Regions from separate parts of the Homo sapiens genome. Here region 2 is linked to region 1. A link is an interaction called in ENCODE POLR2A ChIA-PET data of the cell type or tissue named here. Cell type or tissue: A673. All regions are shown on one strand. Each heading gives the region's core, and the rest is flanking DNA. Links, peaks and the distances in the headings are about the cores only. Region 1 overlaps RAB8B (RAB8B, member RAS oncogene family). Region 2 overlaps LINC02568 (long intergenic non-protein coding RNA 2568).

Region 1 (15,747 bases), core at 7,911-12,910:
TGAGATAGTGCCACTGTACTCCTCCAGCCTGGGCAACAGAGCAAGACTGTGTCTCAAAAAAAAAAAAAAAGTAATTAAAAGTAAGTATAGTTTTTTTTTTTTTTATTTGAGATGGAGTTTCACTCTTGTCACCCAGGCTGGAGTGCAATTGCACAATTTTGGCTCACTACAACCTCTGGCTCCCTGGTTCAAGCGATTCTCCTGTCTCAGCCTCCCAAGTAGCTGGGATTATAGACGTCTGCCACCACACCAGGCTAATTTTTGTATTTTTAGTACAGACGGGGTTTCACCATGCTGGCCAGGCTGGTCTCTTAACTCCTGACCTCAGGTGATCTGCCTGCCTCGACCTCCCAAAGTGCTGGGATTACAGGCGTGAGCCACCACACCCGGCCTAAAAGTCAATACAGTAACTGTTGGAGAATTAAACTTTGGGAGCAGATAAAAGGAGTGAATGAATCCCAAGATAATGGTAGTTTTACCAGTGGAGGGTCTTGACTACAAGTCAGCCAGATTCTTGGCATTTTGAGCAAAGAATTGGACAAAATGCACACACACAAACAATGAAAGAATGAAGCCAAAACCACAAATTTATCGAAATGAAAGTACACTCCACAGAGTGGGAGTGGGCTTGAGCAAGCAGCTTGAGCACTGGTTACAGAATTTTCTGGGGTTTAAATACCCTCTAGAAATTTCCCATGGGTTACTTGGTTTACACTCTGTAAATGAAGTAGTGGCCCATGACCAGTTTGATTGGTTGCAGAAGGTGACCAATCAAAGGATGAAATGAAGTTACAAAGTTATACCCTGCGCAGACGTCTGATTGGTTGTGGGAGGGGACCAATCAGAGGTACTTTCCATTTTTAATCTGTGAGTCAGAAAAGGGGAGGAGGTTGCAAAGGGAGTAACCCCTGTACTTTTGTTACTTGGGCATGGAAGGCTGGGGTTTTTCTTTTGATTTAGTTCTAGGAAGTCAATGTGAATTGGCCTTAGGTTCCCTGCCTCCAGACCCTATTCTGCTACCTTAGGAGGGTGGGTATTTATCCCATATTAGAGAACTAAAAGTACAAAAACAGAAAAAAAGAGAAGTACTTAAATTATTATTATTATTTTATTTATTTATTTATTTTGAGACAGAGTCTCGCTCTGTCACCTGGACTGGAGTGCAGTGGTGCGATCTCGGCTTACTCCAACCTCTGCCTCCTGGGTTCAAGCAATTCTCCTGCCTCAGCCTCCCGGGTAGCTGGGACTACAGGCGGGTGCCACCACGCCCGGCTAATTTTTTGTATTTTTAGTAGAGGCGGGGTTTCATCATGTTAGCAAGGAGGGTCTCGATCTCCTGACCTCGTGATCCGTCTGCCTCGGCCTCCCAAAGTGCGTGAGCCACCATGCCCGGCCTTAAATTATGTTTGAAATGGAAGTTGTGCCATCCTTCTTACGATGATTAAGTTAAATTATTAAATTCTGAATACAGTAGAAGAAAGCAAAGAAATTTGAGAACCACAGGAGTTCTGAAATAGATACCCTACCTTTGAGACTTTGAAAAACCTAAGAAATACAAATGCATTATGTGTTCAAGTATCTTTTGCTAAATTTAAATATTTCTGTTTACTTTTCAGCTAGCAATTGACTATGGGATTAAATTCTTGGAGACAAGCGCAAAATCCAGTGCAAATGTAGAAGAGGTAAGAAGGAAACGTTTGGTGACTGTTACGGAGCAGCACCAGTGCTTAGGGGCCTGTGTTCAAACAGCTCTCAGAGCTTTGGTATTTTCTGACCTAATGAATGCCTTTTGTTGACCCAACTCTACTTTGTACACTTTTGTGCTTCTGATTTTTTTTTTTTTGAGATGGAGTCTCACTCTGTCGCCAGGCTGGAATGCAGTGGCATGATCTCGGCTCACTGCAACCTCTGCCTCCCAGGTTCAAGCGATTCTCCTGCCTCAGCCTCCCGAGTAGCTGGTACTATAGGTGTGCATCACCACGCCCAGCTAATTTTTGTATTTTTAGTAGAAACGGGGTTTCACCATGTTGGCCAGGAGGGTCTCGATCTCTTGACCTCGTGATCCCCTCTCCTTGGCCTCCCAAAGTGCTGGAATTACAGGCGTGAGCCACCATACCCAGCTGCTTCTGATTTTTATGTAGACGCTGGTTGTTGAATTTCTAGCATCTAGCCTCCACCTGGATTATATTAGCTTGCTCAGTTAAGATTCACAGAATAGATTATGGAAGTTCAGTTTTGCCCTTTTTTTGGGCAGCTGGAAATCCTGGACTAGAAGACCAACCAGTATCCTGTGCTCATTCATGTCACCCTGTATGCCTGCAGCAGAAGAGTTAAATCACTTTTAAGGCTGTACTCTCTCAAGGGAGAATTAAGCTGTTAGTTTATTGGACACATTCCTTTAGCGTACACATTTGAGGTAGATTAAGCACAATAAATTGTAACAGTGGCATTTAGTGGAAATAGGAAAGTGTTTATCAGGGAGTAGCTTTAATAAATTTTCATTAAGTTAGCTGTTAAGGAAAACCAAACCATCTAAAGTCTTATGAGAATAGGTTTTCTTCAATACCTAACGTAGATGACTGGTTGATGGTTGCAGAAAACCACCATGGCACGTGTATACCTAGGTAACAAACCTGCATGTTCTATACATGTATCCCAGAACTTAAAGTGTAAAAAAAAAAAATAATAGGTTTTCTTCACCAAGGGAACTGTTATTTTTTTTAAAAAACATTTTTTCAACTGATCATAAAAATAATACGTGTAATTTACATGTGATATGTGTTAATACATGTAATTCTTTTAATAATACTGATAGTTTCATAAACATTTAATTTCCTAGGTTACTCATTGTTCATCATAACATGATGGTTAAAAATCGAGACCTACATGACTTTATTAGCCAGTGGACACTGATCAGAACTTTTTCTTTGTTTTAAATAACGTAACAGTTATTTGTTTAGGTTGGCCGATGGGTGTTAGGAAACAGGAAGCCTCTACTGATTTACTTACACAAGCTTAGATAAGCAGAAAAATGCTTCCCTCTGCTTGATACAAAAGGATTTCCCGCCATCAGAAATAATCCAAGTTAAAAATGGACAAAAGATCTGAATAGACATTTCTCAAAAGAAGACAAATAAATGGCCAACAGGTATATGAAAAAATTCCCGACATCAGTAGTGATCAGGGCAATGCATATCAAAAGTACAGTGAGCTATCATCTCACCCCAATTAAAATGGCTTTTATCAAAGAGATAGGCAATAACAAATGCTGGAAAGGATGTAGAGAAAGGGGAACCCTCATATACTGTGGGTAGGAATGTAAATTAGTACAGCCACTATGGAGAACAATAAAAAAACTAAAAATAGAACTACCATATGATCCAGCAGTCTCACTACTGAGTATTTACCCAAAAGAAAGGGAATCAGTGTATCCACCTAAGTGTCCATCAGTGGATGAATGGATAAAGAAAATGTGGTATGTATACACAATGGAATACTATTCAGCCATAAAAAAAGAGTGAAATCCCATAATTTGCAACAGTATGGATAGAACTCCCTGAACTGGGAGTTGCCTGAGCTGCTTATTCTAGCAAGGCATACAGATGGTAACAACTTTGCCAGAGCTTTAAATCAGTGTGGTTAGGCTCATAGGTGACAAGTTTGACAGTGAGACACTGACAATGAGTAATAATAGTAGTTGTCGTATTGTTTTTATTTGATTGGATTGGAAATAATCCTTTTCCTGAACAGTTTTTGGGGATCAGGAGTGTTGGGAACAAAGAGGTTGATTTAACAATAGGTTTAGCATGGTGACAAATGAAGAATCTTTAACAGTTCCTGGCTTCATAGAAAAAGTGATGATGGATTTAAAAAATATTTGGTTTGTATCAAGAGACATTATGGATAAATTATCACGAAGATTAATCAGATTTGCCCTGCTTCTATTCGAACTGACTTCCATGGTGGGGAATTTAGCCGAGAGCTCCAGGAACTGTTGGGATTTTGGAGTAAGACATGGAAGATTATACATATTCAGCTATAAGAGTGAGAGCAATTTGAAAGAAAAAGCCAGAAATAAAAAGTAGAGATTTTTGTGAAGACATTTTAGAGCTATAGGGTAATACATAATTATTTATTCACTCATTAAACCAGATAGTCAGCATTTCCTAGATCAGCACTGTGCCCTGCTCTAGGGAAGTGGGGTAGCTTAGACAGAGCTTCTGTCCTGTTCTTGGTGTACTGAAGAAGTTACTCGTGACTCAACAAGGGTGTTATTGTGATATTATATCACATGAAGAAAATATTTGATGAATGAATGATAGTTTGATAACATTGGAAAATGTTTATGATACAATCTCAAAAGAGTAAACACATGCATACTATGATTACAATTATTACTTTCTTAATGTAAAGCTTTAAAGTGGTATATTTATATTGAAATAATGAAAAATTCTGTATTTCTGTTTTAAAATAAGTCAGGCATGGTGGCTCACACCTGTAGTCCCAGCTACTTAGGAGACTGAGGTGGGAGGATTGCCTGAGCCCAGGAGTTCCAATTCAGCCAGGGCAACATAGCAAGACCCCATCTCTGAGGCGGGGGGAATATATATATGTGTATATATATATATATACATATATATAGTGAATATATAATAATGAAAATGTTTTGTTTTACCTATAGGCATTTTTTACACTTGCACGAGATATAATGACAAAACTCAACAGAAAAATGGTTTGTATCACTTATAATTTTTATTTCCATTATGCTGTCTGTTTGGCATTTGATGAAAAGGATAGGTCTAATTATAAGATACTCAAATTAAACTCATTTTTTTCCTGACTCAGATACTCATTTGGTTGAACTCTGATTCTTAGTTCTGTTTGTTTAGGATTCTTATTTCTGAGCTGCCACTGTTTCAGTCCTTTCTTCTGGCTCTTTAAGTGATCTTTAATTGAATTTTGATGAGAATAATGAAAATAATAATGGCACAAATTCGATTTTTGCCATAAAATTATTCAGTTTTCATGTGACAGGTATTTATATCTGCATAACTACGATTTTGAAGTTGCTAAAGTTTGCTTAAATTTGAAATCATTAAGACAACCTTGAAAGTTTGTTTTATCCTGAGTCCTGACTATAATTGCGTACCTTATGCTACTAACTCTTCTTACCTCTAACAGAACTGTCTATGCCAGTATCTTAACATTGTTTCCATCATTACCTTTGAAACTTTACACTCCATTGGAACTAGAAATAGAAGCTTCCTATTGAATACATTATTGATATAAAAGCTGCTATCGTAAGGGCATTTTCCTCTTTTCAATTCACCATTTCCAAAGAAAAAGACAACATTGGTGCTTAACTAGTTCCCGTTCTAATAAAATACTCTAGTGAATACACATTTCACTAGAATACACATTTCACATGGTATGGTTAGTTATTTTTATTTTTTAGGTAACTGAGGTCAAACCATGAAACTTTTATTTCCTTGGTAACTTCATCTTCTATTTTTTAGAATGACAGCAATTCAGCAGGAGCAGGTGGACCAGTGAAAATAACAGAAAACCGATCAAAGAAGACCAGTTTCTTTCGTTGCTCGCTACTTTGATGAACTCTTTCTGAGAGACTGCAGCACACCTAGAGGGCCCTTTCCTGCTTCTCTGAAAGCACAGGTCACCCAGCCTCAGAATCACACCTCCCGGCTGCTGCTGAGAGCACCACTGAACTTAGACCTCTCAACACAGTATGCCAAGTGGATTCCAGCCTCATGGCCTAGCAAAAGAACAGACTCCCTTTTTCAAACATGGAAGCAATGAAGTGGAGACACATGCAGGACCTAACTCGTTTTTTCCTTGTTTTATTACCTGTTGCAGAAGCGGTTATCTTTCTTTTTTACTTTGCACATCAGTGTTAGCCTTTCCCTATTTCAGCACAATCTTAGACTCATATTTGCACACTTTTGTGTCGTGAAGTTCTAGACAAATTTGTACATGTGGCAATGTTAAAAGAGCATTTACAGCAGAGGTTAATATACTAAAATTAAAGGGTATTTGGTCTGGTTCATATGGTCAAATATTACTGCCTTGGTAGCATTTATTTAAGGGCTTTTTCTTAAATAAGAATCATTAAAGTCATTAAAAAAATTTACTGAAATGCCCATCTTGTCATCAAAGGCCACAATTTCTTTATTTCTTCAGATTAAGAGCTTTGCCTCATCCCCGACCTGTTTTCCAGAGTCTGGGTAGCTGAATGAATCACTTTAAAATGATTACCTCTGCCTAATCTATAGAAACTGCATTTGGAAATCACCATAATCTCATTTTTCCCTGGGGTTTGTATTTGCTATTCTTTCCCATGTTTGACTTAAGTGTAATCACTCTTAAGTAATATTTGAACATTATTATCTGTTTCTATTTGTGAACTTCTTGAGCTGAAATTTTACGTGGGCTGAGAGATATACCATTTAGGGTTTTAGTGCAGCATCTAACTGTGATTCTGTCAATAAGGATATGTAATATATTTTTTCTTAGGTTCACTCCTTAGCTGGCTGGTTTAGTTGTAATACCAAATTCCTACCATAATCCCTGTCTACAAAAGTTAGGTTTAGATTTTAGTTTGCGGAAACCTTCCCTATATAGAGACAGATTAACTTGTTGATATAAATTTAATAGAGCTAGCTCTTGGTAATGGTGAAAATAATGAGTTTTGGTTGGTTTTATTTGGCAGATGTTTTTAGAAATAAAAGTACTTAGACCTAGTGCAGCCTCTAGGAAAAGTCTTGCCTTTTCATTAGAGAAAACAGGACCAAGGTTTCAGTTTTCAAACAGCTGTTGTTGATTGTGTAGAACCCAGTTCCATCTGTTTTGGTTCATTGTTACAGAACTTAGTCCAGTCATTTGGGCTAAAGCCAACCAAAAGCTTAGTTGCCTTTCTCAACAAACACTGGTACTGGTATACTTTTGTAGATGAAACCATCACAAGGTATTTAGTGTTAACTTGTGTGCCAAATTCAGATCACTATGTCGTTGTTGCTCTAGCCTTCAGTGTCATAACACAGGGGGGATAAAACAGAGGGGATGAGGGAAATGAATTCTGTTAATAATTATTCTTCCTGGTATGCCTGTTTTGCTTCACAAAGGCTACTATCATGCTGGATAGATAAGAACAGGAGATGGCAGTGGAAAGGGATTGCTTGTTACCACAGAGAATTCTCTTCAAATTAAGATATGTCATTAGAATGCTTGGACCAGTCAATCTTTTGTACTTATTTGAAAATATAGGAACAATTTAGCAGCTGCAAATATGCCCAAGCTATTTTTAATAGATATACTAAACTTATTGTTGACAAATTTCAGCCTCCTTAATTTTTTTTTTTTTGGTAATTACCTATAGGCTTAAAAGTCATTCGTTGCTGTTCTAGTATAATTAGTAGTTCCGTGATTGAAAGTTTATTGTAATTCTACTATCTTCAAATTAGATACATTTTCAAAAGGAAAAGATAATTTTTTAGAAACATCTTAATATTCACTATTTCCTGAAAAAATCCAAGCAGTTAACGCTTTCTGGATGGTAACAAAGTACCTTCTAAAAGATAAGTGCTATGACACCATGTATGAATGTAATTCTCTTAGTAATTTACCTCTGACTATTTGGTGTCTTAACGCTTTGGTTTATATAATCTCAGGGGTTGTCTGCAAACCAAAACTGACATATTCTGTGGTTAGCTTTTATTACTTTTTTTTTTAACAGAATGCTTTGCTTTGGTTATATTTCTTCTTTCTTCTTTTGTCTTATATGGATTAATAACTAGTCTCCATGAACTTCACTTGAAAGAGCCTGTAAAAGTTAGATGAGTCTAAAAGTGCTCTTTGAAGTAGCAGCAAATTGGGAGTATATGCTCTGTTATATAGAAATAAATTGTCCTTGCTATTTTCTTACATTTAGCTTTGCTAGATTGTATATACATTGAGCTAAGACCTTAGGAAATTCACTTTCTGCATGATAAAATGACCCAATAAATATTCCACTTTGCTTAATAATGTACATACAGTGCATTATTTTTTCTATTTGTAGATGAATTTAATGACAGATAATTGTCTGTTCCCCGCTGAAACTGAAGAAATCTAGTTTTTTTGTGAACATTTTTGTGGTCTTATGGATAAGGTACATGAAGATTTTTGCAGCAGTATTAGTGGTTCAGTGGCTGCACTTTATTAATCAGTGTGTTAATTTTTGACAGTGATTGGACTAGACCTTTTCAAATAGAGTCTGAGGGTATCAGACAGTGAAAATGTGCTGTAACTAAGTAGCATGTAAATCAGTTGATTGTAAAACGTTTCGCTGGGAACTTATTTTAGCTATATTTTACTTCAGACAGATTATGATACAATAATCTACCTGTGCATCAGTTAGTAGGTGCTGCAGGGTTTCTTACTATTTACAGAAACATTTTGTGCAGTCTTTGTTATAAATTTTCAGAAGACTATACTCTTTACTTTGAAGGTCTATTTTTTAATTATACCTCATTTAGCTAACTAGTATTCTAATACCTGGTAGAAAAACAGTGAGCCAGCCTTTAAGCATCTAACAAAATTTAGACTCTTTGTTTTGTTTTGAACTGAAGACATCATTGGGAAAGGTAGGAAATATTAGTTTAGGATAGAGCATACATGTCATATCCAGTAGCATAAAAAAAGTATTATCTCCCTGTCTCCATTAATAAATTTAGCTGTGCAATATAGGTGCGTTTTTGCAGAAGTTTCTAGTAAGAGATTATAACTCCATTTTACAGGTTCTGAATGCTCAGAGTCTATATTAAGGCTTATAAAGTTTTTCCTGTGATCAGTAAGTGACACATTTAAGCAGACATTCTTTTCAAGTTCATGACTTAGATTCCTTTACAAATTTAGTTCTCAATCTTTAAAAACCACATTTCATTATGTTGGTTAATTATTATAAATTTTAAGCACTCATTTCTGCAATCAGGTTTCTCAGAATTTTTTTTTTTTAAACAGAAGAGACATTCCTTTTTCCTTGTTACATCCAAGGGGGGCACAGGGGTGGGTGGAAAGGAATGTCTAAAAATGAAATCCCTTGATATAGAGGGACCTAGACGGACAGGATATGCTAAAATAATTTCAAATTCTAGCACAATTTTAGAGTAGAATAAGTCATTTTTTTAGACTAATAAAATTAATGGCTGTCATGTTCACTCTGAAAAAAATCTAAATGACTGAAATGTACAGAAATAAAAATTAGCAAACAATTATTCTAGGGATATTTTCAGATTTTACTTCATTTCTTGAAATGCGTGTGCCATATGCAATTGCATTTCTTGTGCCAAGAAACTAATAGAACTTATTTCACTTTACCTTTTTTTAAAATGTGAATTTAGTTATTATAGTTCAATTTTATGGCCTTACAGATGGCTTTTATTTTGTTTGCAGCTGACACTGCAGTTCCTTTCATGCAAAATACCATAAACTGTTTGATGAAAATCATGCCCCTAATGGAAACTCTCTAGTTTTTCCATATAACTATCCTACTGTACATGTTTAAACATATTTTATTTTTGCTCCAATGGCTTAATGTGAAAAGCTCCTGCAGATAAGTGGACCTGTCATGTGGTTAATCTTGTTTAAGCCAATTCATTAACTGTGTACTGATACTGATGCTATGTTTTTTTTAAATGGATTTTATTCCAGGTGAACTTTTTTTTTATAATAATGTTCGTCTAAAATAAAAACTACATAATGAAAATGAAAATGCTAATGGCTCTCTGAAATGGACTGCACATTTTAAAAATATTTCTGCAAATTTGGGCCAGATGCAGTGGCTCACGCCTGTGGTCCCAGCACTTTGGGAGGCTGGGGTGGGTGGATCGCTTGAGGTCGGGAATTCAAAACCAGCCTGGCCGGCATGGTGAGACACCCATCTGTACTACAAAATTACAAAATACAAAAATTAGCCCAGAATGGCAGGGCATGCCTGTGGTCCTGGCTGCTCAGGAGGCTGAGGTGGGAGAATCGCTTGGACTTGGGAGGTGGAGGTTGCCGTGAGCTGGGATCGGGCCACTGCACTCCAGCCTGCACAATGGAGTGAGACCCTGTTTCACAAAAATAAATAAATAAATAAAATAAATTAAAAATGTTTCTGCAAATTTGACAGGTATATGTTTCAAACCATGGCAGACTTAAGATATTTTAGCAAACTTTATATCTGACGCAGAGTTGTTTAAAGATCTAGAAAAATAGCCAGCTCCCCTGTTCATCATACTTAGCTCAGCATACATTGAGGTTATTCTGTTGTAGAACCTGTAGCTTTAAATTGATCACCCTTCCTTTCTTAGTCCTTGCAAGTTTAATTTCTGTTGTTTTGTTTCCACTTGAAAATAATTTCTTTTGTGGTTTTTTTTTTTTTTTTTAGACGGAGCCCCACTCTGTCACCCAGGCTGGAGTGTTGTGGCGTGATCTCGACTCACTGCAACCTCTGCCTCCTAGGTTCAAGCGATTCTCTTACCTCAGCCTCCCGAGTAACTGGGATTACAGGCACACACCACCATGCCTGGCTAATTTTGTATTTTTAGTAGAGACAGGGTTTTGCCATGTTGCCTAGGCTGGTCTTGAACTCCTGACCTCAGGCGATCTGCCTGCCTCGGCCTCCCAAAGTGCTGGGATTACAGGTGTGAGCCACCATGCCCGGCCTTGTGGTGTTTTCTGAGACAAGGTCTACTCTGTCACCCAGGCTGGAGTGCAGTGGTGTGATCATGGCTCACTGTGGCCTCTACTTCCCAGGTTCAAGCGATCCTCCCACCTCAGCCTCCCGAGTAGGTGGGACTACAGGCACTACCCAACCCAGCTAATTTTTTTTTTTTTTTTTGGTAGAGACAGGGTTTCACTATGTTGCCCAGGCTGATCTCCAAATCCTGGGCTCAAGTGATCCTCTCACTTCGGCCTCCCAAAGTACTGGGATTACAGGCATGAGCCACTGCACCCAGACGGAAAGAACCAACTTGATGGCACCAGCACTGTCGATACTCTCCTGCTTTGTTTGCACATATTCCCAGTCTCAGCCTTTCCCATTCATCCCACGGCCATTTCAAACCTTCACTATTCTTCTCAAGCTTCCTACCTCTTCCCTGTCCCTCTTCATGGACTGATCTTTCACCTCCCTCCTTCCAGAGAAAAGCATCAGTCACAAACCACATTAGCCTCCTCTCCCTCCCTAACCTACAGGCCACCTTCATCCTTACCTCCTTCCTCTTGGTCTCACAGGCATTCTTAACCTAGGCTCTTCTCTCTGCCCCATATCTGAATTCATCCTCCCACTGCTATCCTGCTTTTCAGGGAACTCACAGCTCTTTCTCTTGTACCTTCAAACCCCTATCCTTTCTTAGCCCTTTCCTTCAGCCTCTGAGCATCCTCAACCCTCCTACCCTGTGGCTTGTGGTCCTCTCTCACCTGCTCTTTTTCCTCTTCTTTCTGTTATGCTTAAAGGCATCTGTTTTCAAAGAGGTATCTATAGTTACTATGCTCACTTTTTCATTTTCCATTTATTCCTTAACCTACTCTGGTTTGTCTTCTACCCCCCGCCCTGCCCCTCCCCACCACTTCGCTGACATTGTGCTTACGACAGCCTAGCTGCTAAAGTAGTAGACAGTTTTCAGTTCTGTTCCTAGCTAACTTCTCGGCAGCATTTCACCAGTATATTTCTCCCCCGCCCGAGAAATGTTCTTTCCTTGGCTTCTGTGACAGTATTCTCATGATTCCGACTTATGCACAATAATTTCACCCTTTTTCATGGCTCTTTAAATGCTCATAACTTCTGCGGTAAGGCTGAATAATGCCCCTCCCCACCTTCCCCTACCCCCTCAAGGTTGGTCATGTCTTAATCCCCGGAACCTCTGAATGTTACTTTATATGGCAAAAAGGACTTTGCAGAGGGGATCGAGTTAAGGATCATGAGATGGGAGATTATCTTGATCCAAGTGGACCCAATGTAATCCTAGGGGTCCTTCTCATGAGAGGACAGGAAGAGTCAGAAGAAAGCCACGTGATGATGGACGCAGAGGGAGAAAAGGTGCTGTGATGCTGTGCAGAGCCATGAGCCAAGGAATGTGGGCAGCCTCCAGGATCTGGAAAAGGATTCTCCCCTACAGCCTCCAGAAGGAACCAGCCTGCTCTGACACCTTGATTTTAGCCCAGGTCAGACCCATTTTGTACTTAACCACCTCCAGAACTGTAAGACTAAATTTGTCTTTACAGACTGCTTTATGTCACTGAGTTTGTGGTAATTTAGCACAGCAGCAATAGAAAGCTAAAACAGTTTTCAAACGTGTATCTCTAGCCATAACCACTTTCCGGAGGGCCAGACCTCAAAGTTACCTGCCTACGGGACATCCCCCTTGGATCTACTACAGGGACATCACACACAACATGTCTGAAACTCAGACTCAACTCTGTCTTTTCCCTCTCCCCAAGCAAACCCCACTTCCGAAGTGGGCGGTGGGGCGGGGGGGGGGGGGCAGCCTGTCCTTTTTCCATCATAATAAGTAGCACCATCATCTGTGTAGATCCTTAGTCAACCTCCAGATTTCATGGGTCCTACCCCTATCTACTTGTCCATTATTACTGCCACTCTTTGTTGAGGCCCCCTCAACTTCTGCCTAGATCACTGTAATCTCTCCAAATCAGTCTCCCCACCTCTAATTTTATTTTCCTCCAATCCAGTTTTCACAGTGCTGAGTTTTACAGGTGGCATCTTATCCTGTCCCCGCTACATATAATGCTTTAGTGGTACTGCCTAACCTTGGGATAAAAACTCCTTTGCATGGCAAACAAAGTCCTTTGCCATCCCCACATCTTTCTCTCCAGCCTTAAATCTCGTCATGCCTTAACTCATACTCTTCCTTTGAACCTCATGAGTAATTGCAGTTCCCCAGCACATCATATCATTTTATTCCTTTGCTTACATTGCTCCTTCTGCCGACTTCTGCTTCTTTACTTGGCTGGCCTCCGCTTACTTTCAAGACTCACTGAGGGGCAGGGCATGGTGGCTCATGCCTATAATCCCAGCACTTTGGGAGGCCGAGGCGGGCAGATCATTTGAGGTCAGGAGTTCGAGACCAGCCTGGCCAACATGGTGAAACCCCATCTCTACCAAAAATACAAAAATAGCCAGGCATGGTGGTGGGCGCCTGTAATCCTAGCTACTGAAGAGGCTGAGGCAGGAGAATCACTTGAACCCAGGAGGTGGAGTTTGCAGTGAGCCAAGATCATGCCACTGCACCCAGCCTGGGCAACAGAGCGACACTCTGTCTCAAAAAAAAAAAAAAAAAAGACTCACTGAGGGTTTCTCTGGCAAGATTTTAGCTACAACCCCCCCTCTGCTTAGAAGCCTCTGTGTATGCCCCAAGTGTCACTCACCACATGGATTTGAGTTGACTATTTACTTTCCTTCTCTACTAGATAGACTCTAGGCTCCTGAAGGGTGGGAGTTGTGTCTTTAGTTTTTGTATCTACCATACCCAGTAAGGGGCTTGGCACATGGTAGGTGTTTAATAAATGAAAGAATCGCCTGGCACAGTGGCTCATGCCTGTAATCCCAAAACTCCGGGAGGCTGAGGCAGGTGGATCACTTGAGCTCAGGTGTTGGAGACCAGCCTGGGCAACATGGAAAAACCCTGTCTCTACAAAAAAATACAAAAATTATCCAGGTGCGGTGGCACGCACCCGTAGTCCCAGCTACTCAGGAGGCTGAAGTGGGAGGATCGCTTGTGCCCAGGAGGTTAGGCTGCAGTGAGCTGTGATAGTGCCACTGCACTCCAGCCTGGGCGACTGAAGTGAGATTCTGTGTCAAAATAATAATACATAAATGAGAGAATCAGTACTTCAGTCATCATCAAAATTAACTTGCCCATGAAGTAAGTGAAGTGTAATTTGGGAGCTAAGTGTAATTTAGAAGTTTTGTTCTCCATTTACTTTCAGACAGTTTCACTCTGTCATCCAGGCTGAAGTGCAGTGGTGCAATCTTAGCTCACTGCAGCCTCGACCTCCTGGGCTCAAGCAATCCTCCCACCGCAGCCTCATGAGTAGTTGGGACTATAGGCGTGGGCCATCACGCCTGGCTAATTTTTTTTTTTTTTTTTTTTGAGACAGAGATTTGCTTTGTCGCCCAGGCTGGAGTGCAGTGGCACGATCTTGGCTCACTGCAACCTCCACCTTCCAGGTTCAAACTGTTCTCCTGCCTCAGCCTCCTGAGTAGCTGGGATTACAAGCGTGTGCCACCAGGGCCGGCTAACTTTTTTGTTTCTTGGTTTTGTTTTTTGTTTTTGTTTTTGAGACGGAGTCTCGCTCTGTTGCCCAGGCCAGAGTGCAGTGGCGTGATCTCGGCTCACTGCCACCTCCACCTCCTGGGTTCAAGAGATTCTCCTCCCCAGCCTCCGGAGTAGCTGGGACTACAGGTGCCTGCCACCACGCCCAGCTAATTTTTTGTATTTTAGTAGAGACGCGGTTTCACCATGTTGCGCAGGCTGGTTGCGAACTCATGAGCTCAGGCAGTCCGCTCACCTCAGCCTCCCCAAGTGCTGGGATTACAGGCGTGAACCACCATGTCCAGCCAATTTTTGTATTTTTAGTAGATGGGTTTTCCCCATGTTGGCCAGGCTGGTCTCAAACTCCTGACCTCAGGTGATCTGCCTGCCTTAGCCTCCCAAAGTGCTGGGATTACAGGTATGAGTCACTGCGCCTGGCCTGATTTTTGTATTTTTTGTAGAAATGGGGTTTCACCATGTTGCCTAGGCTGGTCTTGAAGTCCTGGGCTCAAGCAATCCTCCCACCTTGGCCTTATATGCTCTTTATTCTGGTTCTTATCTTTTAATCTTTGTTAAATACCTTACAGGGGTCCCCAGTTCTGGGGACATGGATAGGTACTGGGCCACACAGCAGGAGGTGAGCGGCAGGCCAGTAAGCATTACTGCCTGAACTCTGCCTCCTGCCAGATCAATGGCGGCATTAGATTCTCATAGGAGTGTGAAACCTATCATGAATTGTGCATGTGAGGGATCTAGGTTTTGTGCTCCTTATGAGAATCTAATGCCTGATGATCTGAGGTGGAACAGTTTCATCCTGAAACCATCCCCATCACCCCAACCCACAGTCCATGGAAAAATTGTCTTCCACGAAACCAGTCCCTGCTACCAAAAAGGTTGGGGACCACTGCCTTATACTATCTTAATCTGTGTTGTATCTTACACTATATTAATCTTTATTAAGTATAGAAGGATTTGCTTTTAATAAGATCACCCAGAATGTTGTTTAGGTATTGATAAATTCAGTAAACCTTCTCTCCCACTTCATGATTCCAACCCTCAAGATTGGTGTTCCGTTATTAGTTCCAGGGATATATGAGAATGCACCATAGCAAATAAAATAAATAAATAATAAATTAAAATAAATAAATATACATTCGCCTAAGGTGAAAGTAGTTGGGTGATGACATGAAAGAAAAACAGAAATTGCTGTGGTTAAGAATAGCAACTGCTAAATACATGAAATGAGTTTTTGTTCCTTATGAGTAAATATTGCAATGAAATTTTAGGGAAATATTTCAAATAGGTAGTCACATTAGTCAATAAATTATCAAAATGTCTCAGGCTTCAACTGAGGCAGCTGGATCTAGCAAAAAGAGGCCTGAACTAGAAATCAAGACTTCCAGGTTCCAAGTGGGTTCTGCTGCTCAGTAATGGA
Region 2 (15,747 bases), core at 4,405-9,404, 150 kb after region 1:
GTTTTCAAAATGTATACAATTGTACATTTAGTTTCGTTTTTTAAAAATCTCCATTTGGGCCAGGCGCGGTGGCTCACGCCTGTAATCCCAGCACTTTGGGAGGCTGAGGTGGGCAGATCACCTGAGGTCAGGAGTTTAAAACAAGCCTGGCCAACCTGGTGAAACCCCGTCTCTACTAAAAATACAAAAATTAGCTGGGCGTGATGGCAGGCGCCTGTAATCCCGGCTACTCGGGAGGCTGAAGCAGGAGAATCATTTGAACCTGAGAGGTGGAGGTTGCAGTGAGCCGAGACTGCGCCACTGCACTCCAGCCTGGGTGACAGAGCGAAACTCTGTCTCAAAAAAAAAAAAAAAAAAAAAAATCCCCATTTGTTTAGCGGAAGGCGTAAAGCTGATAAGTCCATCAGATCATCAGACATGAGGCTTCTACTTCTGAAGGGAGGTCTGAAACAGGTAAACGAATTCAGGTTTTTCTAACCAGGTATTGTGACTGATGAATGATCTAAAAAAGCTGGCTTCAACCAAGACACATGTGATGTCTGATGTTGAGGTTTCTGGTTTTTAGCTATAACTCTTTTATGTTTGCTTCGAGCCTTGGCCTGGTCTAGTACCCCTGCTGGCCTTGTCTGACAAGTACCTGAAGTCAGAGGGAGGCCTCAGTCTACCTTTGTGAGAAGGTGGACCAGGTGGAGCAGCTTGGAAAAGGGGTCCCAAGGTGGCCAACAGTGACCGATAGAGAGGCAGCAAGCCAACACCTGGCAAACAAGCTCAACATCACTTGAGAAACAGAAACTGTTCCCTTCTCAGGACTTCAAGAAGTACTGCAGAGGGGGACAGACTGACTTACTGAAGTCAGGTCACGTGAGAGTGTGGAGCATGTCAAGGCTGTGACTAGCATATATGATGCTCTTATGCAAACCACACAAAAGGAGCTCATCTGAACAATGAATTACGAAATGCACCCCTTTCTTCCACACTGCACATGTTACCAGGCTGGTTCAAGCCCCCACCTGTCCCCTTGCTTAGCTGCCTTTGTGCACTGCACAGCCTGCATTTGCAGAACAGTACTGGTTGGATGTTGATATGGATCTGTGTCCCCGTCATATCTCATGTTGAATTGTAATCCCCAATGTTGGAGGTGGGGCCTGGTGGGAGATGATTGGATCATGGGCACAGCTCCCTCGTGGCTTTGTGCTGTCCTTGCAATAGTGGGTGAGTTTTCACGAGATCTGGTTGTTTAAAAGTGTGTGGCACCTCCCTGCCACTGGTTCTCTTGCTCCCGCTCCCACCATGTGAGATGCCTGCTACCCCTTCACCTTCTGCCATGATTGGAAGCTTCCTGAGGCCTCCCCAGGAGCCAAACAGATGCCAGCATCATGCTTCTTATATGGCCTGAAGAACAGTGAGCCAATTAAACCTCTTTTTTTATATATTACCCAGTCTCAGATATTTCCTTATAGCAATGCAGGAATGGCCTAACACAGATGTTAAACAGAAGGTGACGCTAGAAATTGGAGACCGTGTAAAAACTTGGGTTTCAAAAATAATGTTTATGCCAGGCTCACGCCTGTAATCCCAACACTTTGTGGGGGCTGAGGTAGGAGGACTGCTTGAGTCCAAGAGTTTGAGACTAGCCTGGGCAACATAGGGAGACCCTATCTCTACAAAAAAATTTTTAGTTAGCCAAGTATGGTGGCACACGCCTGCAGTCCCAGCTACTTGGGAGGCTGAGGTGGGAGGACGGCTTAAGCCTGGGAGGTTGAGGCTGCTGTGAGCCGAATTCACACCATTACACTCCAGCCTGGATGACAGAGCAAGACCTCATCACCAAAAAAAAAAAAAAAAAAAAATTAGAAAAAAAAATTCCCTTGAAATCTTCCAGTAACATCGGTGCTCTAGACCAGGCGTCGGCCAGCTATAACCTGCAGACTTAAGCCTGCGAGGCTTAAATCCAACTTAGCACCTGTTTTTGTAAATAATGTTTTATTGGAACAACAACGATGCCTATTCACTTGGATATTGTCATGGCTGCTTTGACGCTATGACAGCAGTTAGATAGTTGCTACAGAAACTATGTAGCCTGAAAAGCCTAAAATATTTACTACTGGTCCTTTATAGTCAAAGTTTGTTAAACCTTGCTCTAAAGAGAGACACCATGTTTTTCCTGTGGCTTTGCATCCCTGTTGACACACTGCTGAATCCTTCTAGAAAATAACTGTAGCCCGTGGCTGGGCGCAGTGGCTCATGCCTGCAATCCCTGCATTTTGGGAAGCAGAGGCGGGAGGATCACTTGAGCCTAGGAGTTTGAGACCAGCCTGGACAACATGGTGCAACTCTGTCTCTACTAAAAATACAAAAAATTTTAACCAGGTGTGGTGGCGTGTGCCTGTAGTCCCAACTACTAGGGACGCTGAAGTGGGAGGATCAGTTGAGCCCTGGAGGTCGAGGCTACAGTGAGCCATGATCGTGCCACTGCACTCCAGCCTGGGCATTGGAGTGAGACCATGTCTCAAGAAAAGAAGAAAGAAAGAAAAAGAAAGGAGAAGAAAAGAAGAAAGAAAAAGAGAGTGAGAGAGGAAGGAAGGAAGGAGGGAAGGAAGGAAGGAAAGGAGGAAGGGGAAGGAAAGGAGGGAGGGCCGGGTATGGTGGCTCATGCCTGTAATCCCAACACTTTGGGAGGCCAAGGCGGGTGGATCATCTGAGGTCAGGAGTTCAAGACCAGCCTGGCGAACATGGCAAAACCCCGTCGCTACTAAAAATACAAAATTAGCCGGGCATGGTGGTGGGCGTGTGTAATCCCAGTTACTTGGGAGGCTGAGGCAGGAGAATCACTTGAACCCTGGAGGTGGAGATTGCAGTGAGTCACGATGTGCCACTGCACTCCAGCCTGGGCAATAGAGTGAAACTCCGTCTCAAAAAAAAAAAAAAAAAGGAAGGAAGAAAGGAGAGAAAGAAAAGGAAGAAAAAAAGAAAGAAAGAAGAGGAGAGGAGGGGAGAGAAGAGAAGAGAAGAGAAGAAGGAAGGCAGGGAGAGGGAGAGAGAGAGAGAGAGATAAAGAAAAGAAAGAAAAGAAAAGAAAGGAAGAAAGCAGGCAGGCTGGGCGCCGTGGCTCACGTCTGTAATTCCAACACTTTGGGAGGCCGAGGCGGGCGGATCACGACGTAGGGAGATCCAGACCATCCTAGCTAACACAGCGAAACCCCGTCTGTACTAAAAATACAAAAAAAAAAAAAAAAAAAGAAAAGAAAAGAAAGAAAAAAATTAGCCGGGCGTGGTCGCGGGCGCCTGTAGTCCCAGCTACTCGCGAGGCTGAGGCGGGAGAATGGCTGCGTGAACCCAGGAGGCGGAGCTTGCAGTGAGCGGAGATCGCGCCACTGCACTGCAGCCTGGGCGACAGAGCAAGACTCCGTCGAAAGATAGAGACAGAGAGAGAGAGAGAATCACAAAGCCTAGACTGACTATTGATCACTGAGCCTTGCTGACAGTAAGGAAACACCAAATCCATTGCTGTAGGTTTCACTTCCCGAATAAAGAATTGATGACTGGAGAAAGTAAAGTGTTTGCTTTAGTGGGTTTTGCTGAAAACCATTGACTTATTGTCTTTCTTTCTTCACTCCCTGACCCTCGGCCCACACCCAAGTGTCACAGAGCCCTTCCAACTGCCTTCCACATGGTGTTCCCATCACCAGCCAGTTTCAGGTCTTAGCACATCTATCCCCAGTCTATTTCTGGAGCCTCCTAACTAGTTTCCCTGCCTCCAATTTTCTTCCTTTCCCCTCTCTCCCTCCTACAATTGCCAAATTAATCTTCCTAAAACAGTGCTGTCACTCCCTTCCTTCAATAACTACGCACTCACTGCCTGCATGCCTACAGCAAGAATGTCAACCCTGCTAGGTGACAGAATGACCTAAATTCAAATTCCGATGCCCAGGCCCCACTCCCCATCCCACCATAGAATCTGATTCGTAGAACTGGTCTTGGACCCCAGCCTGTGTGTTTTTAAAAGATTGGGCATAAGTGATTTTGAGGCACAACCAAGGATGAAACGATTGGCTTACAGACATGGTTCAAACTCCTTAACCCGCCCTCAACCCACTCCTCCAAACCTACTCCCAGTGCTATTCGAATTAAGAATTAACCCCCGCCCCGAAGACTTGAATGAAGGGCTAGGGTTGAAGCAGCTTCTGCAGGGGCTTCACCCAAAGCCCCCACCAAGCACACACAACCAGCAAAGTGGATGATCAGAGAAAAGACCAGCTCGAAGATACAACAGATACAAAGACAGGAAAAACAGATGCCTGGACCCTGCTTCCGTTCCTGAGTTTATTATATCTGAAGAAAGGTGTTCACAGGCCTAAGATTTAGTGGGCAATGGAATCGTGAAAGTGCAGTGAAGGGACTGTTAACATTCCACTTAAGTCACTAACAACAGTTTCCTCCATTATAAGACGAAAATAATTACAATATCTGCTCCGGAGGACGTTGCAAAGTTTACATGGGATAATAAGAATGAAAACATTTTATGCTCATAAACATTTTGAATCTCAATTAGTTTCCAATAGAAATAATGCTATATAAATCTTGGTTAAGTTCCCAGACCAACTCTCAAAAGTTTTTAACCCCAAATAGAACTGAACTAGAGTATAAATACTGCCAGCCTGAATTCTGGGTCCTAGGAGGAGGAGGCCACAGGACATACGAGGCACGAGGTGGGAATAGGGTTTCCTTTCTCCTTTCCCAAGTACGGGATGGCCCTAGGAATATCTAGGAGATGGGAGAAACTTCCCTCTGCCGCTCTCTCTAGATCCAAGTGTGATCCTCGGATTGCCTGCATTAGAATTCATTTATTCAACAGAAATGTACTGAAAGCCGCAATGGGCCAAGCATCTGTTCTTGGCCCCTGTCCCACATTGGGAATCAATCTCTGACAGTAGGCTCCGGGAAGCTATCATTTTTAACAAGCTCTCCAAGAAAGTAGGATGCACAATAAAGTCAGATTCCTGTGCTGGGCTGAGTTTCCTTGAATTTAGGATGCCCTAAGCCATCCAGACCAAGGCCGGACAAAAGTATCTATTACCTACCTCCCCTCCAACCAACAAAATTCCCTTCCCCTCAGTGCAACTCCTGTCTGCTCAGTAATAAAAGGAACATATAGCATCTTGCACTGCTCCTGAACATCTCTATGTTTTCCAGATTTTCTTGTTTGATATTTTAAAGTTAAGAAGAGAATATAAATAGCAACATAGGCAAGGCTGGATCTTATAATTCCCTGTATTTCCCCGATCAGGGCTCTATTAGAATTGCATTCAACGTTTGTTTATTGTCTCTCTCCCTCTTGAACACAAGCTCCTTTGTCTGCGATATTCCTAGTGCCTTACACAGTGGCTGCCACCTAGTAGGTGCTCAATAAAAATCAGTTGAAAGTTGTAAAAGAGAACAGTAATCTCCGGAAGTTAAGATTCCCACATGGTTGCTGATACTCGCAGGCGTAGTCAAATTTTTCAGAGTCTGCCTTTAAGCCCTTAATGGATGCCTGATAATTCTCTGCAGTTTCTGACAGATAAATTAAGAGAAAATAAGAGTCCAAGCCATGTGAAGGAAGACGATTTGGGACTCAGAGGCCATTGTAAGGCAGGCTGGCCCTGGGAACAACCCTGCAACAGGCTCTTGCTTTACCGCCCCTTCCTGGTTCTACACCTGAGCGCTGGACCTACCCCGCCCAGGCCCACTGAGGCCCAGGCACCCCCAACACTTCTGACTTGGATGAAGTGCTATGCCATGGGCCACGGGATCTGGCTTCTCTAGTGGCCGTCCATAGGAGGCAGGAACTCCATCTAAAAATATGAGTGAGTTGAAGCCCCGTGGGTGAACTTTGACCAATGAGAGATGGGGGATAAGATCCTGCAGATAAATTCGTTTCTTCCTCACATCCCAAAAAGACTGTTTTGAGGCACAGTGGCCCCATGTGCCTCTCTGGAGATCTGCCATGTGAACCCAAATGCTTTGTGTTTCTTGTGAAGCTTCAGCCAGCTTGGCAACATCATCATGAGATTACTTTCCTGCCTGTTATGGGTTGAATTGTGCCCCCACAAACATATGTTGAAGTCCTAACCCCCAGTACCTCAGAATGTGAACTTGTTTGGAAATAGGATCATTGCAGATGTAATAAAAGACGAGGTTATACTGGAGTTGGGTGGGTCCTTAAGCCAAGGTGACTGGTGTTATAAGAAGATGAGAGACACACAGACACAGACACAAGGGGAGAACGCTATGTGACAACAGAGGCCGAGATGGGCATTACACCACCACAAGCCAAAGAACATCTGGGGCTACCAGAAACTGGAAGAGACAAGGAAGGATCCTCCTCCTAGAAGCTTCCAAGGAAGCATGGCCCTGCCGGCAGCTTGCCTTCATATTTCTAGCCTCCAGAACTGTGGGAGAATACCTTTCTGTTGTTTTAAGCCATCCCGTATGTATTAGCAGTACTTTGTTATGGCAGCACTTGGAAATTAGTACACCATCTCACTTCCATTTTCCGCTGACTCATGCTGTGCTCTGAGATTGTCCCTCCATAAAGTGTTAGCACAGAAACTTTGCCTTAGGCTTTGTTTTCTAAGGCAGTTAACAAGGTTATATATATGTATGTGTGTGTGTACGAGTTAAAGTCCATAGTGAACTTAGATCAATGATAGATGATTTTTAATATATATGCATTTACAAGCATAATATATATGCATTTACAAGCATAATATATATAATACATATAATGCATTGACTATATATGCATTACAAGCATATATATATATATGCTTAAATTATTTTTGAAGGGACACATAAGAAACTGGTAAAAAGGGTTGCCCCTAGGGAGGAGAAGTAGGGGGCTGTGGGACAAGGACAGATGAGAGAATTTTGTTTTCCTTTTTGTACCCTTGTCATGGTGGATGATATGGGTTTGTTAGTTGTTTATTTAAGGTAAATTTAAAACATTTTAAAGATAATGGCCTAGGAGGGTCTCTGAGGCTCTAAGAAGGACAAAAAGAGTATAGAGGGACTTGTGCAGACCTGGTAACAGGTAAGGGAGGTGTGTGGATGTCCCAAAAGATGCCAGCAAATTCTGGACCAAAGGCTAGTCAAGATGAATTAAGTTTCAGGAAATAAACAAGGGCAGGTGTCTCTCTCCACTACGGAGCTAACACTTGAGCAACCCCAGGACAGAGGAGAACTCCCCAGAGAGAAGAAAGAGAAGGAGAAAATACTGACTTGAGCAAGCTTAAAACTAAAATGACCAAGAAACACATTTAAGTGTCTGAATTTGCTTAGAATTGACTATTTTGTTATTGTTGTTTATATTTAATCAGTAGTTAAAATGGGAGCTCAAGATATTGTTTAAATTACAGAAAAACAAAATTCGATATTTGGGGGATACTCAAGGTTATAGCTTGGGAAATATTATACCCACACCTGTTATTTGGTTTAATCCTCTCAACCACCTGTATAAGGTTAGTATCCCCATTTTACAGATGAGAAAACCAAGACCTAGAGAAGTTCAATGACTTAATCAAGATTATACAACTTTGAGGACAGGCATAGTGGCTCACACCTATAATCCCAGCACTTTGGGAGGTGGAGGAGGGCAGATCATCTGAGGTCAGATGTTCGAGACCAGCCTGGCCGACATGGTGAAACCCCATCACTACTAAAAATACAAAAATTAGCTGGGTATGGTAGCACAAGCATGTAATCCCTGCCCCTCAGGAGCCTGAGGCATGAGAATCACTTGAATGCAGGAGGTGAAGTTTGCAGTGAGCCAAGATCGTGCCATGGCACTCCAGCCTGGGCTACTGAGTGAAACTGTCTCAAAAAAAAAGATTATACAACTTCTAAGTGTTAGAGCTGGCACTTGAATCTAGGCGCATGTAGACTCCAAACCTGATCCTCTCTTCCAGACTCCAGATTTCTTTTTGAGTGGGGTTTATTCCAGCATTTCTAAGAGAGGTTCACACATCTGTCAACTAAGAGGCTGGTTGGCTCTTAAGGACCAAATCATGCTCTTGGGTTGGGGGTAGAAGAGGCAGAATCAGGGGAGGAATGGAAGACATAGAGGGAGAGACGTGAACTTCCACTCCCATCCATCTCTGTATCCCTTCTTGAAGAAGGGTCTCTTGTCTAAATGGCTCCCTCTTCCTTCAACACAATTTGATCTAAGTATGTCTCTCATTCTACCCTAATTCCTGACAACCCAGTGTTTTGGGGGCCTGATTTAAAATGGCTTGAAGCCAGACGTGGTGGCTTACACCTGTAATCCCAGCACTTTGGGAGGCCGAGGTGGGCAGATCACTTGAGGTCATGACTTCGAGACCAGCCTGGCCAACATGGTGAAACCTCGTCTTTACTAAAAATACAAAAATTAGCCGGGCATGGTGGCAGGAGCCTGCAATCCCAGCTACTCAGGAGGCTGAGGCAGGAGAATCGCTTAAACGCAGGAGGGAGGCAGAGGTTGCAGTGAACCGAGATCGCGCTACTGCACTCCAGCCTCAGCAACAGAGACTCCGTCTCAATGAAAAAATTAAAGTTAAAATTAAATTAAATGGCTTGAGTTGACAGGATAGACCATTGTTCACACAACAGGATATCTGTTATTGCCAGAGCACCGCCCAAGGTACAATCTGTGTGTGCCTTGACGGTAATTTTCCTAAAGGCAAACTAGGTATGAGGTCTCAGTTATTCCTGAATAGGACTAAGAGTCAGGAGGATACAGATGAACTTTCCTCCACCGAGGTATTAATAATTATTTCTTAAATAAGTAGATGGATGGAGGATGGATGGATGGAAGGATGGATGGATGATGGGTAGATGATGATTAGACGGATGGACTATCTACTCAGGACCTCTGTTCGTTCTTCACTATCCTTTAATTTATGGTGGCTTACATCATTTCCTTGTTTCCGCCTTCTATGCTTGCTTCACTCAGAGATGGATCTAACACTGCACTAAAATGCGTCCCCTGTCTGTCACAGACTATTCTCTCAGCTTGACTTTATACAATTCAAAGGATTCTGCTTCAGACCAGTTCTGTGTGATTAAAGGGCAACAATATTTCTGGTGCACACTTGTAGATCGTTTATACAAAAATAAAAAGGATAACTGAGACTATGGAAACTGGAAATTATTTGTCCTAATTATGGATAGTAATAGGAGAGCTTTGTGTTCACTAAACACGCCCGCCCGCTTGGCCCCCAGAGTTACTGAGTTCATCTCTGTTTTTATGTTTTGGCCTGCTATCTGGCCCTCCAGGATAGTTAACTCATTTTCCATCACTCCTTTCTTGCACTTTCCATTCCCGTTGAACTGAACCACTTGGTCTGATTTTCTTTTTCTTCTCAGTTATCAAGAGAAAGGTTCTATAATCTCAAACTATAATTGTGGATCTGACTATAACTCCTTGCAGTTCTGTGAGTTTTTGCTTCATGTATTTTGAAGCTGTTTTGAGGTATATAAATCATTAAGATTATGTCATCTTGATGAATTGACCCCTTTATCATTATGAAATTATCTTCTTTATCTCTAGTAATATTCTTTGTTCTGAAATCTATTTTGTCTGGTATTGATATAACCACATTAGTTTTGTTTTGACAAGTGTTAACATGACATATCTTTTCCCATCCTTTCACCTTTAAGCTATTTATGTATTTATTTATATTTAAACTGAGTTATTTTCCTTCTTTTTTTTTTTTTTTTTTTTCTGGAGATGGAGTTTCACTCTGCCACCCAGGCTGGAGTGCAGTGGCCTGATCTTGATTCACTGCAGCCTCCACCACCTGGGTTCAGACAGTTCTCCTGCCTTAGCCTCCTGAGTAGCTGGGACTACAGGTGTCCAACACCACACCCAGCTAGTGCTTTTTTTTTTTTTTTTTTTTTTGTACTTTTAGTAGAGACAGGGTTTCACCATGTTGGCCAGGCTGGTTTCAAACTCCTGACCTGAAGTGATCCACCCACCTCGGCCTCCCAAAGTGCTGGGATTACAGGCCTGAGCCACTGTGCCTGGCCTAAAGTGGGTTTCTTACACAGAGCACATAGCTGAGTCTTGCTTTTTCTTATCCAACATGGCAGTCCCTGCTTTAGTTTCAATATTTAGCCTGTTTACATTTATCATGATTATTCACATGGTTATTATAAACACTATAACATTTATCATGATTATAACACATGCTATGTGTTTTCTATTTCTCCCATCTATTTTTTACTCACATTTCCCTCTTGTTCTTGTTTTTTTTAAGTAATTGGGTATTTTTCATGACTCTATTTTTATCTTCTTTGTTGACTTATTAGCTATAACTGTTTGCTTGCTATTTTAGTGGTTGTGTTCGGATTTATAGTATGCACCTTTAACTTATTGCTTACCTTTAAGTTATATCATATCACTTCATATATAAGAGTCTTACAACAAGGCCTGTCACGGTGGCTCATGCCTGTAATCCCAACACTTTGGGAGGCCAAGGCGGGTGTATCGCTTGAGCTCAGGAGTTCGAGACCAGCCTGGGTAATATGTAACCCCATCTTTACAAAAAATACAAAAATTAGCTGGGCGTGGTGGCGCATGCCTCTAGTCTCAGCTACTCAGGAGGCTGAGTTAGGAGAATCACTTGAGCCTGGGAGGTTCAGGCTGCAGTGAGTGGTGATCACACCACTGCACTCCAGCCTGGGTGACAGTTAAGACCCTGTCTCAAAAAAAAGAAAGAAAGAAAAGAAACTTACTACAGTATATTTCTATCTCTCCCCTCCGGGCCTTTGTAGTATTGTTGTTATAGATGTACCTCTACATAATTATTAAATTATTTTTGCTTTAAACAGTCAATTATCTTTTTTTTTTTTTTTTTTGAGACAGAGTCTTGCTCTGTCACCCAGGCTAGAGTGCAGTGGCATGATTTCGGCTCACTGCAACCTCTGTCTCCTGGGTTCAAGTGATTCTCCTGCCTCAGCCTCCCGAGTATCTGGGATTATAGCCACCCGCCACTGCGCCTGGCTAATTTTTGTATTTTTAGTAGTGACGGGGTTTCACCATGTTGGCCAGGCTGGTCTTGACCTCCTGACCTTGTGATCCACCCGCCTCAGCCTCCCAAAGTGCTGGGATTACAGGCGTGAGCCACCGTGCCCGGCAACAGTCAATTATCTTTTAAAGAGACTTAGCTAAGAAGAAAAAAGTATTTAAATTGTCTATATAGTTGTCATTTCTGGTGCTCTTTATCCTTTAGGTAGATCCATGTTTCCATCTGGTATCATTTTTCTTCTGCTTGTGAGACTTCCGATAACATTTCTTGCAGAGTTAAGTCTGCTGCTGAGGTTATTCTTTCAGCCTTTGTAGATCTGAAAAAGTATTTCACCTCTGTTTTTGAAAGACACTTTCTTTGAGTGTGGATCTCTCATTTGACAGGGCTTTTTGTTTTGTTTTCTGTTTAGTACATTAAAGATGTCATTCCACTGTCTGCTAGCTTGCTCTGCTTTCATGAGAAATCTTCTGTCATCCTTACCTTCATTTCTCTGTATATAAATGTGTCTTTTTTCTCAGCTGCTTTTGATTAAGTGTGATGTGCCTTGGGGTTGTTTTTTTTCATGTTTCTGTGCTTGGGTCTGTTAAGTTTCTCAGTTCGGCGAGTTTACAGTTTCCCTCAAACTTAGAACATTTTTGACTAATATTATTTTTGGCATACCAGCCCCATTTCAAGGACTCCATTCTCCAATTCCACTTACATTAGGCCACTTGAAGTTATCCCACAGTTCACTGATGCTTTGTTATTCTCCTCTGCAAAGTATACTGTGTTACTAGTCCTATTGAGTGCAATTTTTCATTTCAGACATTGTAGTTTTCATCTCTAACAGCTCAATTTAGGTTTATTTGATATCGTCCATGTCTTTCTGTCATGTTCAGTCTTTCCTCTAGCTTCTTGAAATATGGAATATGTAATAATAACTTTTACAATGTGTTATATACAAATTCTATCATCCGTGTTATTTCTGGGTCAGTTTTGACTAATTGACTTTTCTCTTCATTCTAGGTTGAATTTTCCTGCTTTTTTGCATGCCTGGTGCTTTTTGCTTGAATGCCAAATATTGTCAATTTTACTTTGTTAGATATTGAATAGTATTGTATTCATACAAATATTCTTAAGCTTTGTTCTGGGATGCCATTAAGTTACTTGGAAAGAGTGTGATCATTTCAGGTCTTACTCTTAAACTTTGTTAGGCCAGGTCAGAGCTGCATTTAATTTAGGGTTAATTTTCCCCCCTCCTACCAATGCAAGATACTCCTTGGTACTCTAATAAATGCTGCCTGAATTACGAGGTTTTCCACTCTGGCTGCTGGGAAGAGGCATTTTCTGAGGCTCTCTGTGAGTACCCTCTGAGTACCATTCCCTCAAATCCTTTTGGGTGGCTCTTTATCTGGTTATTGGGGCATCAGTTTCCAATTCCTGCTGTAATAAATACCACAAACTTAGTGACTTGAAACACCACAAGTGTATTATCCCCAAATCAAGGTGTCAGCAGGGCTACATTCCTTCTGGAGGCTCTAGGGAAGAATCTGTTCCCTGCCTTTTCCAGGTTTATAGAGGCTGCCTGTACTCCTTGGCTTGTGGCCCCTTCTATTTCAAGGCCAGCAGCATAGCATCTTCAAATCAATCTCTCTCTCTCTCTTAGTCTCTCTGACCGCTGCTTCTGTCATGTCACATCTTACTCCCTCTTATGATTACACTGGGCCCACCAGGATGATCCAAGGTAACTTTCCATCTCAATCTCCTTAGCCTAATGGCATGTGCAAAGTTCTTTTTGCCCCGTAAGAGATTCCAGAGATTAGACATAGACGTCTGGGGTGGGAGGGATTATCCAGTCTGTAAAATGGTCCATTACATATGATTCTTGATAGTTACTACACCAATGTCATCTTAGTCTATGTAGCCAACATCATGACACAAACTATTAGTATTTTTTTAAGTGATTTTGTTTGTTTTCTCAAACTGACCCAGTCTCACAAGTCTGTAACAGCTTAACCTTCCAGAAAGCATGCTCAGCATGACAGAGCTGGGACCATGGAATGCCTTTCTCTGGCAAACAATAGAGATGCCCAATGATGCTAATCTTCTGTGGTAGGAACAGTCAGGGAGAAACAGTAATTCTTTTAGGCCCATGCAACTTTTGAATGTTTATATAACTCAAGTTACTTAAGACAACTAATTTGGAGGGCAACTTGACAACATCTAACAAAATTGAAGACATACATACCCTCTGACCCAAGAACTCTGCTCTAAACATTGACCTTAAAACTCCCACATGTACACGAAGAGACTTATACAAGAAAGTCCATTACAACTTAGTTAGCAGTAGCACAGAATTGGAAACATTGATAGGAGGATGGATAAACTGAGATTTAATCATTGTCTGAGTTCTCTAAAAAACAGACTCTGAGACAAAGATACAAGTAGTTTATGTGGGACGTGGTCTCAAATGTTTGACAGCAAAATATGATACTAAGGAAGAAGCCAACAAGCCACAAGTTGTGTTCTTGTGGTAGACATGGATGTGCTGCCCAGATTCCCCTTCAGGAAGCTGCAGGGGTTGGCATCGGCAGAGGGCCTCCAGCTGTCAGCTCCCCCAGGGTCTGCCTCAGCCATAGACAGCAGCCTCACCCAAGGTCATGCCCACTCCAGGACAGCCCACAGCCAGGGACTGAGCAAGGCGGAGGTATAAAGACCCAGCCATTTGGGTCCACCACGAGACACTCTAATGGGTGCTACTGTACTTGCTCCCCAGCTCCCTGCAGGTTGGCCAAGGCTTTATCAGGCCAGCGTCACAGTTCTCCTCCTCCTTCTGCCCAGTCCTGTGTTCCCCCATTTCCTTTTGGAGGTGTTGATTCCTAATAAACATCTTACATCCCAAATTCCAGCTCAGTTTCTGCTTCTGGAAAACCTGGCCTGAGATGATTATCAAGGAAGTTACCACTGTGGGCAGTGAACAGCAGCTTAATCCTGCTGGGAAATTCTAGGAGGCAGTGTAGAGTGAGGCCTCAGAGTTATCCTCCCTAAGGAGCAAGGGAGCTGGGGTATTTATCTACCAACTTCCATCAGTCATTGGTGAGGGCTATTCCTGGGGGCTGTTAAATCCCAGGCTTTTGGGCCTGCTCCATGTAGCAACAGATCATGCTCCAACAGTCAAGAAAGCCCGTGGACAATGATGTGTGGGTGCTGGCAGTGGGAGCCAGAGAAATGCTGAGTGCTCAGAGGATATAGGCAGGCAAGACACCAACAGAGATTGCTACATTCACAGAAAGGAATATTAAACAGCAGTGATGATGAATTAGCTATTTGCATCAATATGGATGAATCTGTCTGCGGCCATACCACCCTGAACATGCCCAAACTTGTCAATATGGATGAATCTCACCAAAACAATATTGAGTGAAAAAAACAAGGTTCAGAAGAATCTAAACAGTATTATATAAATTGGAGAAAAATTTAAAACATGCAAAACAAGAATATTTTTAAGAAAGATACACACACACATACATATATATAGCAAAAGTAGAAAAATACGATGAACAGTAAATTCAGGAGAGTCATAGTATCAACAAAGAGGGAGGGATGGAATGGAATCAGGAATCAGGAGGAGGCCTTGACTACATCTTAAATGTTTTAAATTTTTTGCTGGGTAGAAGTTACACATATGACCATTATATTATATTCTAATTTTTTTTGTATGTCCAAAATTTAAAAAAATAAAACATTGTAATAAACAGGCCAGACTCAGTGCCTCATACCTGTAATCCTAGCACTTTGGGAGGCCAAAGTGAGAGAATCACTTGAGCCCAGGAGTTGAAGACCAGCCTGGGCAACAGCGAGACCCCATGTCTACAAAAACTTTAAAAAATTAGCCTGGCATGGTGGCACATGCCTGTAGTCCCAGCTACTTGGGAGGCTGAGGAGGGAGGATCACTTGAGCCCAGGAGTTTGAGGCTGCAGTGAGTTATGATTGCACTACTTCACTCCAGCCTGGGCAGCAGAGTGAGAACTTAAAAATAATTATAATAAACAAAGTAAAATCTTATTTAAAAAATTCAAATGATCTGAAAGACATGAGGATTGGCCATTGTGAAAAAAAAAAGACTTGTTTTGTTTTTAACTAAAAATAGCATTAAGGATATTTTTAAATGTAAAAACTCTTTCATGACAAGGGTATAAGAAAATGTGATAGGCGCTACCACTGGAGAGCTGAAATACTTTCAACTTCACTCTTTTTTTTTTTTTTTTTACTTTTATGTTAGGTTCAGGGGTACGTGTGCATGTTTGTTACATAGGTAAACTTGTGTCATGGGGGTTTGTTGTACAGGTTGTTTTGTCACTCAGGTACTAGGCCTAGGACCCAGTAGTTATTTTTTCTGATCCTCCCTCTCCTCCCATCCTCCACCCTCTGATAGGCCCCAGTGTGTGTTGGTCCCCTCTATGTGTCCATGTGTTCTTATCATTTAGCTCCCACTTATAAATGAGAACACACGGTATTTGGTTTTCTGATTCTGTGTTCATTTGCTAAAGATAATGGTCTTCAGCTCCCTCCATGTTCTTGCAAAGGACGTAATCTCATTCTTTTTATGGCTGCATAATATTCCATGGTGTATATGCACCACATTTTCTTTATCTAATCTGCCATTGATGGGCATTTAGGTTAATTCCACGTCTTTGCTATTGTCAACAGTGCTACAGT

The links. ChIA-PET counts read pairs that join two places held together with the same protein. Peaks named below come from ENCODE experiments on the same cell type or tissue, not always from the same donor. Only the 100,000 strongest peaks of a DNase experiment are listed, where the experiment ranks them.
Region 2: POLR2A ChIA-PET joins it to region 1 with 6 read pairs; 4 of 35 experiments call an interaction of 5 or more read pairs at or near these places.

Annotation. Positions count from the first base shown.
Region 1 is chr15:63,258,011-63,273,757 of GRCh38, forward strand. RAB8B (RAB8B, member RAS oncogene family) reads left to right here. Exons shown (of 8, transcript NM_016530.3): 6 at 1,617-1,682; 7 at 4,682-4,732; 8 at 5,517-9,766. The coding sequence ends at 5,609. Among named protein-coding and RNA genes, the nearest start is that of APH1B, 12 kb to the right of the region's middle. In A673, for the core only: no CTCF peak of the experiment used is centred there; no DNase peak of the experiment used is centred there.
Region 2 is chr15:63,414,122-63,429,868 of GRCh38, forward strand. The region is part of intron 4 of LINC02568 (long intergenic non-protein coding RNA 2568); the gene reads left to right. Among named protein-coding and RNA genes, the nearest start is that of LINC02568, 32 kb to the left of the region's middle. In A673, for the core only: no CTCF peak of the experiment used is centred there; no DNase peak of the experiment used is centred there; H3K27ac peaks cover 337 bases.